Regions from separate parts of the Homo sapiens genome. Here region 1 is linked to region 2. Evidence: chromatin contacts called from ENCODE Hi-C or POLR2A ChIA-PET data. All regions are on one chromosome and are shown on one strand. Each heading gives the region's core, a stretch centred on a gene start or an enhancer-like site at or near the end of the contact. The rest is flanking DNA. Distances are from core to core; before and after follow the strand shown. Region 1 holds the start of PHF21B (PHD finger protein 21B). Region 2 holds the start of PRR5-ARHGAP8 (PRR5-ARHGAP8 readthrough).

What was found. A loop is a pair of places that touch in the nucleus more often than their neighbours do. ChIA-PET counts read pairs that join two places held with the same protein, here RNA polymerase II (POLR2A).
Region 1: a loop to region 2 is called in a map of chondrocyte, with 4 times the contacts of the local background. The contact joins the promoter of PHF21B here to the promoter of PRR5-ARHGAP8 in region 2. A Hi-C loop is called at or near these places in 1 of 168 maps with a recorded cell type or tissue (chondrocyte). POLR2A ChIA-PET finds 5 or more read pairs at or near these places in 1 of 52 experiments (WTC11).

Annotation. Positions count from the first base shown.
Region 1 is chr22:45,006,393-45,011,880 of GRCh38, forward strand. PHF21B (PHD finger protein 21B) reads right to left here and starts at 3,613. Exons shown (of 13, transcript NM_138415.5): 1 at 3,104-3,613; 2 at 2,153-2,218. The coding sequence starts at 3,157. RefSeq lists an enhancer at 1,992-2,593.
Region 2 is chr22:44,699,407-44,705,246 of GRCh38, forward strand. PRR5-ARHGAP8 (PRR5-ARHGAP8 readthrough) reads left to right here and starts at 2,798. Exons shown (of 15, transcript NM_181334.6): 1 at 2,798-3,202. The coding sequence starts at 3,069. PRR5 (proline rich 5) reads left to right here and starts at 2,798. Exons shown (of 8, transcript NM_181333.4): 1 at 2,798-3,202. The coding sequence starts at 3,069. RefSeq lists an enhancer at 1-423 and a silencer at 2,672-3,081.

The sequences.
Region 1 (5,488 bases), core at 2,363-4,862, 310 kb after region 2:
AGATGGAGGTCAGTTCGCAAGCAAGCCTCCTTCCCGGAGTTCAAATTTAAAGGCAAAGGCAGCCCGGAGTCGGAGAGCTCCTTCCCGAAGCTGCCGCAACCTTCAAACAGGATTTTCAAATGTTTCTTTCGGCTTATCTAAATTCCGGCATGACAGATAATAAATAGCGACTCATTTACTATCATCATAAAAATTTAAACAGCCTCGAAATAGTTGCTACAATACAGAAGAAATGATCAAACCCAAGCTCAGAAGAGTCATTCCAAATAGTAAAACTACTGCCAAGCAGAAACATAAAGAGACATTGTTCCAAGAAAAGCTCCTAGGTTATTGGATTTTTTCTTCTTCTCTCTCTCTTTTAAATCTTCTAGGAGCGTACGAGTCAACAACTTGCCGTTTTACCCAGTGAAAAAAGGGCTTAGTAACCCTCAGCTATCACACTGGACCAGATCTGGTGGCAGATTTTTTTTTTTTTTTAAAGAAAGTATCTGATTTGATTCTACGCAGTGATTAAACAGCTTTGTGCTCTGCGGAAAAGGGTCTTCCGACCCCTCCCCCTCCAAAAATGGCATCAAAGCAATCAAAATGGTAATGCAGGGCCTGGGTCCCCTCCCCCCGCCAACTCCCCGACTTCGCCGGGGCCGCGCGCCGGGCCCCCCTCCGGCGGGAATGGAAGCTTCCACTCCCGGACGGGGGCGCGCGGCCGGGGGCGGGGGGGCCGCGGCACCAACTGAAAAGGGTTAGCGCATTTGTCCCAAGCCTTCGGTCCAGCCCGGCGGCCCAGACCAGGCGCGGGCCGCGGCACTGCCATCTTCCTTTCAGCAAGCCCGGCCCCCCCCAAAACCCGCCACTCGCGCACGCCCCCTCCCATCACTTTTTAACTTTAAAGACTCGACACGAACGCCCGGCCTCCGAATTCTCTCTCGCCAGGGTCACCGGCAGCCGCCCCAACCTCGTCCACGTCTCTCCCCTACGCCAGAAAATCCCCCGGGGGAGGGGGCGTCCGATCCGGCGGCCCGGGCTGGGGTGGGAGCGCGGGGGCAGGCCCGGGCGGGGGCGCGCGGGGGCGGGCCCGGAGCTGTCCAAGTTTGGCGCTGGCGGCTGCGGCCGGCATTCCGAAGGAAACGCGATCGATGGCCGGGGGCGCGGCGCGGGCGGGGGCGGGGCGCGAAGGAGGGAGGGAGGGGGCAGCGGAGGGAGGGAGGGGCGCCGCCGCCCCCGTGCCCGCCACAGCGGTGCCCCCAGCACGCCATTGGCTGCGCCGCTCAAAGTTCTCGGCTCGGGGCTGCGCGGGGAAGGGGCGGGTGTGCGAGCGCGGGGAAGGGGCGGGTGTGCGAGTGCGGGGAGGGGGCGCGGCGGGGGAGGGGCAGCGGAGGAGGGGCGGGAGCCAGGGGGCGGGGGCGCGCGGCCGGCCGGGCTCTGGCGGCGGCATCTGTTCGTGGTGCTGAAACCCCGAGCGCTGAGCTCAGCGCAACTAAGTCACAATGGACAACTTTTCCTCCCCGGAGGGGGCCCGGAGGGGGGGGAGCGGTCGCGCCTCCGACGCGTGGGAGCTTCTCAGGTGTCCCCAACTACACCTAACGCCCGGAGCCCAAAGTTGGAGCAGAACTGGGGAGTCCCGGGGGCGCGTTTCTTTTGTTCCCCGGGAGCTGGCGTCAGGTTCCAAGAATAAAAAGTGAAGCTAGGGAAGTGGAAGGTGGTGGGGGGGAGGGAGCCTCGAGGAACGATTTCAAAACGAGGTTTGCCACGGAACCCAGAAATCGCTTCCAACGAGTTTGGTGTCCAGGCCCCCACGGCCGCCCCCCTCCGCCCCCATGGCCGCCTCAGCGCAAAGCGGGGGACTCCGAGCCGGGAGAAATCGCCACGTTCCAAAAACATGTCCACCACCTCAAAATGGACGCCGGGCCGCGCGCTGCCTTTTAAGTGAGCTCCTCTCTTCGGCCCCCGCAGGGCCCGGCTCTCCCTGCCGCCTCCGAGAACCCGGCTCTTTCTTTCCAGGAAAGGGGAGGGGTGGGGAACTTTGAGAACTGGAGACAGACCCCTCTGGGAGTCTGAGCGTGCGTCGCCCAGGCTGGCACTTTTTAGGGCGCCGCCAAAGTGCCCAGCCACCCTCCCGCCCCATCCCAGGGGGGGCCGCGATCCCATCGCTTACTTGTTTGTCGCTGAGCGCGGCGATCCGCGGCTGCCTTTCGTGGAGCTGCTTCTTGAGGTCGCCGTTCTGCGGAAACACGGAGGAGCGGGCTCAGGCAGGCCACCCGGGGTCAGGTGCACCCCAGCACCGCGGGCCGCGGCACCCCCCGCCCGGAGCCCCACGGGCGGGGCCGGCCGCAGCGCACCCCAAGTTTCCCGGGCCGCGTCCTGCACGCGCGGCGGCCGGGCAGTGCCGCGCGGGGCCGCTTACCTGTGGCTGCCGCCTCATCGGGGCAGCTCGCGGGGCGGGGCGGGGGCCGAGGCCACCCGGCGGCGCGCCCCGAGCCGTGCAAGTTTGCAGGCCGGGGTGCGTGTGCGAGTGAGTGTGAGTGTGAGTGTGTGCCGGGGGAGGGGGGAGGAACAAAGAGCCAAGTAAACACGGCGAGTCCGTGTCGAGCAAAGCTCATAAATATTCAAGTCGCGTCCTAATCTCCCCAACACACACACGCGCACGCCGAGCCCCGCTCAGGCTCCGGCCGCCACGCCGCCGCTCGCCAGCAGCGATCGCCAAAACTACTTCTGCACACCGGGCAGGTTCGCCCGGGGCGCGGGGGCCCGAGGGGAGGCCGGAAGGGGGCCTATTCGCACTCCCCTCCCCGGGACCGGCTCACGAAGGGGCCCCCTCCAGGCACCCTCCCAGTCATGCAGACCCTACATCGCTTAAGAGAAGACTCCAGGCTCGGGTCCCACGCGTCCTCGATCCCGCAAACTGTGCAGGACAGCGCCAGGGGCAGGCGGAGGGGAGCCCAGAAGGGGGTCCGCGCGTGTGCTCACTCCCTCGCCCCCCGCCCCCGGGCAGGCTCCAGCCTGGAAGACCCAGAGACCCGGAAGAGAGGATGCTGGGCTCGGGTCCCCCGACCCCCTCACCCCGCAACACACTCCCCGGCCCCGGGCCCGGCCCCCGGCCACCTACCTGGTGGCGCGCGAGTTCCACGGCGAGCGCCTCGGGCCGGCTCTGCAGCTCCATCCCGGCAACTTGGGCAGCACTTTGCGCTCACTTTGGCCCGGGCTCCCGGGAAGTTGCGCGGCTCCGCGGGGGCCAGAGCGGGCGCGGGCGGACGCGGCCTCCGGGCTGGGTTGGGGGGGACACGAGCCCCCTCCCCCACGGCCGAAAGGGAAGGGGGCTGGCGAAGGGGAAGACAGGCTTCCGGGCGCCGCGGCGCCGAGCCCTCGGCTGCCCCAACTCCTCAGGCTGCCCGGCAAGTTGCGCCGGGTCCCCGGGCTGCCGGCGCGGCCCGGAGCATGGCCCCCCCGGCGCCGGGAGCCCCGCGCAGCCCCGCGCGCGCCCGCCCAGCCGCCGCCGCCGCCGCCTCCTCCCGCGCGAGCCTCCCGCGGGCAGGGACTATATTTCCTCCGGCGCGCGCGCCTGGATCTCGTTGGGCCTCGGCAAAGTTGTGCCTCGGCACGATGCTAATTCGGCAGTGCCCGGATGGAGCGGGCCGGGGCGGCGGGGGGCGGTGCCGGGACCCTCAGCCCGCCGCGCCCCGCCCCCGCCCCGCCCGCGCCTGCGCACTGCCGCCCCGCCGCGGCCCGGCACCCCGAGCGGAGAACAAAAGTGGCGGTGGACGGGGACGCACGGTCGCCGGCTCCGGGGACTGCTCGGGCCGGGCGCTCGGAGAGGACGACTGCGGAGTCATCCTCTCCGTCCCCGGGCCAACCCGGGGAACGCGGCGCCCCCACCCCCTGCGCCGTGTAACGCCGGGATCAGGACACTTTCCGCTGGGAGGCTGCGAGTCCGTGTTTCCATTTCTCCTCACCCTGGTCCTCGGCTCCCTCCTTTCCCCCCTCCTCCGCCTCCCTCTGATATTTTATTTAAATTCTTCCGTCCCCTCCTGTCCATACCAGCGCCGCGACTTGGGGGATTAAATTAGTCGCGTCGCCACATTCCCCCGCCGCCTGATGGCCTCCGTGTTGTTTAAACAGCAAGAAAATTGATCTCTTGGCTCTTCCTTTAATGATTTTTTTTTACACGATTAAACTCTCAACAGATGTCACTGGACATTTTAAGACTCTTGTTAAGAGTCGTAAACAGGCCCGGTCAATGCGACCTAAAACAATTATAATTACAGCTGCGGAGGTCGCGTTTCAGAACCCCCAGCCGCGCAGCCAGGAGGTTAATGTCCCAGAGTCACTGTCACCACCTCGGGGCTGCCATCTTCATTCAGGTCGGAGTGCCGGGTGCCCTGTTGGCAGCAAACTGGCACGTTTGAAACACGCTGGGGAGAAAGGGTGCAATCATATGTCAAAGTAAACGTTTAAGCTGTTAAGTCGTTTTAACTTCAGATTCCTCTCCGGCAGCACAAAAAATACCCAAGCAAGCACCATCAGCAAATGTCCCTTTCAACATATGCCAACAGGTCACACATTGCTTTTGTTGGCAGAAGTTATTGGAATTCCCCCTTTTCTTTCTTTTCTTTTTTTTTTTTTTTTCAAGTGAGGACCCCAGTGTTGTTCTGCTCTCTGTTAGGGAATTTGTAATAAATTACGTGTTTGGGACCCCCAAACACAGATGGCCCCTCATCCCACAACCCAGCACCTCGCCTTCAGAGCACGACAGAGTGAGACTTAGGATATGAGTAACTATGCAAAAAGCAGAGGGGCATGTAGATGACCCTTACTTTAACCCAAATTAGTTAACAGAAACTTGCAAACAGCGCTTTAAGACTCCATAGGAGGCCGGCCGGGGGCGGTGGCTCACACCTGTAATCCCAGTACTTTGGGAGGCCGAAGTGGGCAGATCACGAGGTCAGGAGTTCGAGACCAGCCTGCCCAACATGGTCTCGACTAAAAATACAAAAAATTAGGCATGGTGGCGCAAGCCTGTAATCCCAGCTACTCGGGAGGCTGAGGCAGGAGAGTTGCTTCAACCCAGGAGGCAGAGGTTGCAGTGAGCCGAGATTGCACCACAGCACTCCAGTCTGGGCAACAGAGCAAGACTCTGTCTCAGAAAAAACAAACAAACAAACAGAAAAGACTCAACAGGAGGAGCCACTACCCTCCGGCCAGCATCTGCCTGAATCTGTGTGGGCCGAAGATGACCTGAATAACCTCTGTTGATTTAATTACGTAGGTTAAATATGTGGGTTACGGTAAGGATCATATACATGCCCCTCTGTTTTTTGCATAGTTACTTACTGTGTGAGTCTCATTCTGTCGTGCAGGCTAATGTGCAGTGGTGAAATCATAGCTCACCACTGCCTCCACCTCACCTGCTCAAGCAATCCTCCCACCTCAGCCTCCCAAGTAGCTGGGACCACAGTCACACCATAAGCCAACACTGGTTAATGTGGATGCAAAA
Region 2 (5,840 bases), core at 1,548-4,047:
TTTCATCCCATCCGGATCCCTGGCGGTTCTGCTTTGCTGCGTTTACACCAGTGGCCATGACGGAGATTCTCGCTCACATCTGTCCAGCCTGGGCACTTTTATGAGGCATTTTCACCAGTGGGGTCCAATGTAATCCCTTTATTCTTATGAGATAAATGTTCATCCATCCGTTAAACCAAATATCTATGAAGCACCCAGTCTGTGCTAGGCACGGGGACTGTAGCAGTGAACAAGTTGTTACGGTTCTTGCCCTCCTGGCTTATGGCATAGGATGGAAAAAAAGTCATCGGGTGACAACAGGACGCCCCCTGAGCCTAATTGAGAGTGAAGGCGGTCAGAGACAGGGGCAACTAACTTCTCTGAAAGACGTTCTAGGGCAGGGGAGGGACCCGCAGCTGGAGGGCAAGCAGGTCTCAAAGGCCCCTCCGAGGAGTCAAGGATCTGGGCTTTATCCTCTGTTTTCATTCTTTTCAGAGACAATTCAGTACATGCTTTAGTATTTTTATATGTTTTTTGTTGTTGTTTTTGTTTTTTTTTTTACAGCAGTAAGGTAGGAAATCCTTGTCTGGCCATGAAATTTGGTTTGGGATCTAAAAGATACAGTGTTCCCGTAAGTTTGAGAGCGTGGGCTAGGCACAGTAGTTCATGCCTGTAATCCTAACACTATGGGTGGCCAAAAGTGGGAGGACTCCTTGAGTCCAGAAGTTTGAGACCAGCCTGGGCAACATAGCAAGACCTTGTCTCTATTACAAAATTTTTTAAAAATTAGCCAGGGAGCCGGGCACAGTGGTTCATTCTTGTAATCCCAGCACTTTAGGAGGCCGAGGTGGGAGGATCACCTGAGGTCAGGAGTTTAAGACCAGCCTGGCCAACATGGTGAAACCCCATCTCTACTAATAAATAAAAAAATCAGCCAGGCGTGGTGGTAGGTGCCTATAATCTCAGCTACTCACTAGATTGAGGCAGGAGAATCACTTGAACCTGGGAGGCAGAGGTTAGCAGTGAGCCATGATTGCGCCATTGCACTCCACAGGCGACAAGAGCGAAACGCCATCACACACGCAAAAAATCAGCCAGGCATGGTGGCACATGCCTTGTAGTCCCAGCTATTCAGGAGGCTAACGTGGGAGGGTTGCTTGAACCCAGGAGGTAGAGGCTGCAGTGACCACAGTGGTGCCACTGCATTCAACCTGGGCCAAAAAGTGAGACTCTGTCTCAAAAAGAAAAGAAAACGTGTACAGCACTTGACAGTTAGTTTATAAAGCACCTGTTGCTGCCTGTGGGCCCCAAGCTGCCTGTGAGATGAACCGTTCCATCCCGCTTTACTGATGAGCAAGTTTGTCTGTTTATGTCTCTGTCTCCCAAAGACGATGGTATTTATGTCTGGAACACAGGAGGTACTCAGGAGACACTGGTTGATTTGCACTAAACAAAGACTCTTCATGAGGCTCTCTTACTTTTTATTTTATTTTATTATGATGATGATGATTTTTGAGACGGAGTTTTGCTGTTGTTGCCCAGGCTGGAGTGCAGTGGCGAGATCTCAGCTCTCTGCAACCTCTGCCTCCCAGGTTCAAGCGATTCTCCTGTCTCAGCCTCCTGAGTAGCTGGGATTACGGGCATGCACCACCACGCCCAGCTAATTTTGTATTTTTAATAGAGATGGGGTTTCTCCATGTTGGCCGGGCTGGTCTTGAACTCCTGACCTCAGGTGATCCTCCCACCTCGGCCTCCCAAAGTGCTGGGATTACAGGCATGAGCCATCACCTCTCTCTTACATTTTATATGGGGCCCTCCCAGCTCCTGGAGCTGTGGCTGTCACCCCCCATCTGATGGAGGGGTCAGGTGAGCCTTGTGGGAATCCCAGAAGCTGGGGACTGGGAAGGGCCCTGTTCAAGGGGCTGGACGCTCCCTGTGGTGAAGCCCAACTCTACCATTTGTTGATTGCACAATGTTGGCACAATGTTGGGCAAGTTATTTCACTCTGTGAGCCTCAATGTCCTCAACTGGAAAATGGGGAGAAGAATAATCTCTACCTCACGGAAGTAGTTCATGTTAGTTCATGTGAAATCAGACATCTAAAAGTGCTCTGCGAAGCAGGCAGGAAGCACCGGCTGTGCCCTGCCTTCACTGGGATCACTCTGCCCCCACCACAGGGACTTGGGAAACTGCTTGGTTTTACCATCCAAGAGACCTGGGGGTGGGAGATAAGGAGCAAACCCTCTACTTCTTCAAGCCCTCACTCCAGCAAATCCTCCAGGCAGCCAGGCAATGCTGAAGTCCCTGTCCAAGGGGGTCTAGGCTGAGCCCGGGTGGAGTGGGTTCTTGGGCCAAGGTGCCTGGAGGGGACTGAAGGCCTCTACCCAAAGTCCTCATGAGAACTGGGTGGGGGAGCCTGTGTTCAGGTGAGGGGTACGGAGGCACCTCTGTGGCACAGCCTTTGCGAGGAGGGCTGTGGAGGGAGACCTCCGGGGCCGGGGTCGAAGGACATCGTGTGGGCGCGACCGCAGTGCTGGGCGGGGGGCGGGCGCTTGGGCTTGGGCCCTGCGTCCTGTGCGTGTTGGTTTCCTGTGGGCACGTGGGGCCCTCGGAAGAGGGGAGGAGGGTGAGCACGTCCTCAGAGGGCAGACCCAGCGAGGCGTCGTGGCAGCTGCGGCCGCGGAGACGCCGGCTCCGCCTCTTGCACACGCCCCCTCGCCTGAGGCCCCGCCCCGCCCGCGATGCCCCCGCCCCCTTCCCCGCCCCGCCCCCCGGGGCGCCGAGACCCGCCCCTGGGCCCGCCCCCGGGTCCGCCCCCGGCCTCCGTTTGCGCCGGGTCTGTGCTGGCCGCGCGCCTGGCGCTCCACGCTGAGCCTCTCCGTGCAATGATTAACCCGGCGGGGCGGCCGGCGCGGGACCCGAGACGGAGGCGCGGGGCCGGGGCGGGACCCCGCAGGACCGCTCGGCTTCCTGCTCTCGCCGGAGTTTCCGCGTAGAGGGCGCATCGCCGGCCCGGGGCCCTTGGTGCGGCGTGGCGCAGGGCGCGGCGTGGGGCGCGCGTGGGCGCGGCGCAGGCGGCCCGGGTCACCATGAGGACTCTCCGCAGGTTGAAGTTCATGAGTTCGCCCAGCCTCAGTGACCTGGGCAAGAGAGAGCCGGCCGCCGCCGCGGACGAGCGGGGCACGCAGCAGCGCCGGGCCTGCGCCAACGCCACCTGGAACAGGTAAGGCCGCGCCCTCCCGGCCACCCGGAGGCCCTGGAGCCGGGGGAGGGGACCCCTGAGCCGTCCGCGGGCTAGGGGCCGCCCCGAGCCAGGAACGCTGCCGAAGGCGGCGCGGCGCTTCACAGTTTGCAAAGAACTTGCCCCGCCGGAGTGGTGCGGGCCTGGAGGAAAGTTCAGTGCAGCGTGGTTCCAGAACCCAGGGAAGGGAGCGAGGCCCGCCAGCGCCCGGGGCTGGCCCAGAAGCGCCCGGCGGGTGGGCGGCGGGGTGGGCCGGGAAGCCGCGTGCCCGCCTCCTACCCGGGGTCTTTCCACGTCTCCACTGCGGTGCTCGTGACAACCTGGGAGGCTAACGGAGCAGGAAGTATTTTTCCCATTTTGCGGCTGAGCACGGGAGCCTCGGGGCTCAGTGGGTGGGTCGCGCAGGCTTCCTGTGTCTCTTTAAGCTCCCTTCGGCTTTCCCTTGAGAGGCCCCCTGTCCTCCAGCTGTCAGCAGGGGGTGCGGCAGCTGCGAGGCATTCTTTAGAGGACTCTCCTCCAGGGGTCATTCCCAGACAAGCAGGGGCCTGGGAAGCCCCTTCTCCCAGCTTTGTTTGAGGAGCAAGTCCGGGATCTGGAAAAGAGACGGTTTATTTAGTGGAACTCCCCAGCGTCTCTGCTCCCTAGGAAAATGAGAGGCAGGAGAAAGTGAGGCAGGCTGTTCGCGGGAGGCAGTGGACACTGTTCGGGGGAGGCTGTGGACACTGTTCGGGGGAGGCTGTGGACGTTGCCCCTCTCGCGCCCACACCTGGCAGTAAAATCTTGCCAGATGCTCCACCGGCTGTGGTCTTGGCCACCGGGAACCCGGCTGTCACTTGGACACACGTTATTTTCAGTTCATTGAATGCATTGTGAGCGTCATGGTGGGCTCAGGGCTGCCAGCGAGACCCTCTTCAAACGTGGTCTCTTCTGTCTCTGAGTTGCAAACTGCTAGAGGGCTGTCACATGCCTGCCTCCGTTTCCCTCTCCGTCAGTGGGTATTCGCATTCCTCCCTGTGGGGAGGGCTGGTGTGGGAACAGTGAAGGAAGGACTCCTGTTGGGAAATCTCCCTGACCCAACGACTGCACAGTGTCTTAAGAGCTGTGTTCTCCACCAGGCACGGCGGCTCACACCTGTAATCCTAGCACTTTGGGAGGCCAAGATGGGAGGATTACTTGAGCCAGGGAAGTCGAGGCTGCCATGAGCCATGATGCCACCACTGCACTCCAGCCTCGGTGACAGAGCAAGACCCTATCTCAAAAAAAAAGAAGAGCAGTGTTCTCCTCCAGTATTGAGATGAAAGCCATCTCTCTGTCCTTGAATCTCTGCCGTGATTTAGAGGAAAGAGTTAAATAGACTTATTTCAAATCCCAACTCTGCCTCTTCCCTACTCTGTGGTCTTGAGCAAGTCAGGTCCTCAATTTCCTTATCCATAAAACGGGCAGATAACAGTGCCCACCTCATGGGGCTGTTGTAGGGATGAAATTTGAACATGCAAAATAAAGCCCTCAACACAGTGCTTAGCACATAGTAAGTCCTCTGTACCTCACAGCTCAACCCCAGACTCACGCAGTGGACCAGTGTCGGGGTGTCCCTGTAGGGATGGCATTTGGAGGGCTCCACAGGAATCAGTCAGTTCCTGAGCACCCACTGACAGCCACTTGGTGAGCTCCCTCCCACCCCCGAGGTGGGGCGTCCTGCTGCGGGTCCCCAGACAGGTGGGGGCACTGGCTGGTTGCTGGCTTAGACACTGCCCTCACCCAACCTTGGGTGACCCTGGAGTGGGCTCTGAGTCTCAAGTGTCTTCTCAGAGTTCAGGGAGGCCTCAGGGGGACTCTGCCTGAGCAACCCCCGCCCCACCAGATTTCACTCAGCAGCCTGGCAGATTGCAGAGAAATGCCAGCCCCTCCCCGCGGCACCTGCAGGGCTCCAGGTCTCCCAGCCCTTAGGCCTACATCAGCTCCCACCACCCCAGGCAGCAGGGGCACGGCCATTTCCTGCACTCCTCTTATGTGCCAGGCCCCAGGCCAGCCCCGTTCACTGCCCTTAACTGACTTTGCCACTCTCCTAGCCCAGCGAGGTATTACCAGCACCCCCCACCGAGAGATGCAGAAGGGCAGAGAGAGCACCCAGGAGACATGCCCAGCTCATCCATCACCTGCACAGGATGCAGCAGAGCCTGCGCCCCAGCTCTCCTCCCCAGCAGATGTGGGAGATGGAGCCAAGAGAAGGCAAACTGGCTTCACCAGCCAAGTCCCTGAGTGGAAACTGCAGGGAGCAGGGCACCCCTTCTGGTCCCTGTCTGCATGCTCCTGCTCCTAGCGGTGCTCCCTGCCAGGGCCCCCTAGGACAACAGATCTGTGCAGGGTCGGGGACAGGCGTGTCATTCTGCAGGGCCTGGCCGTGTACTCCTCATTATGAGTCCAAGACACACCCCCTTTTATCTGTGTGACTGTATTAGCTTCCCAGAGCTGCTGTAACAAAGACCACAAACTCGGTGGCCTAAAACAGCAGAAATTTGTTCCCTCACAGTTCTGGAGCCAGAAGCTTGAAGTCCAGGTGTCGCTCCCACCAGAGGCTCTAGGGGAGGAGCTTCTTGAAGCTTCTGGTGGCTCTTTGGCT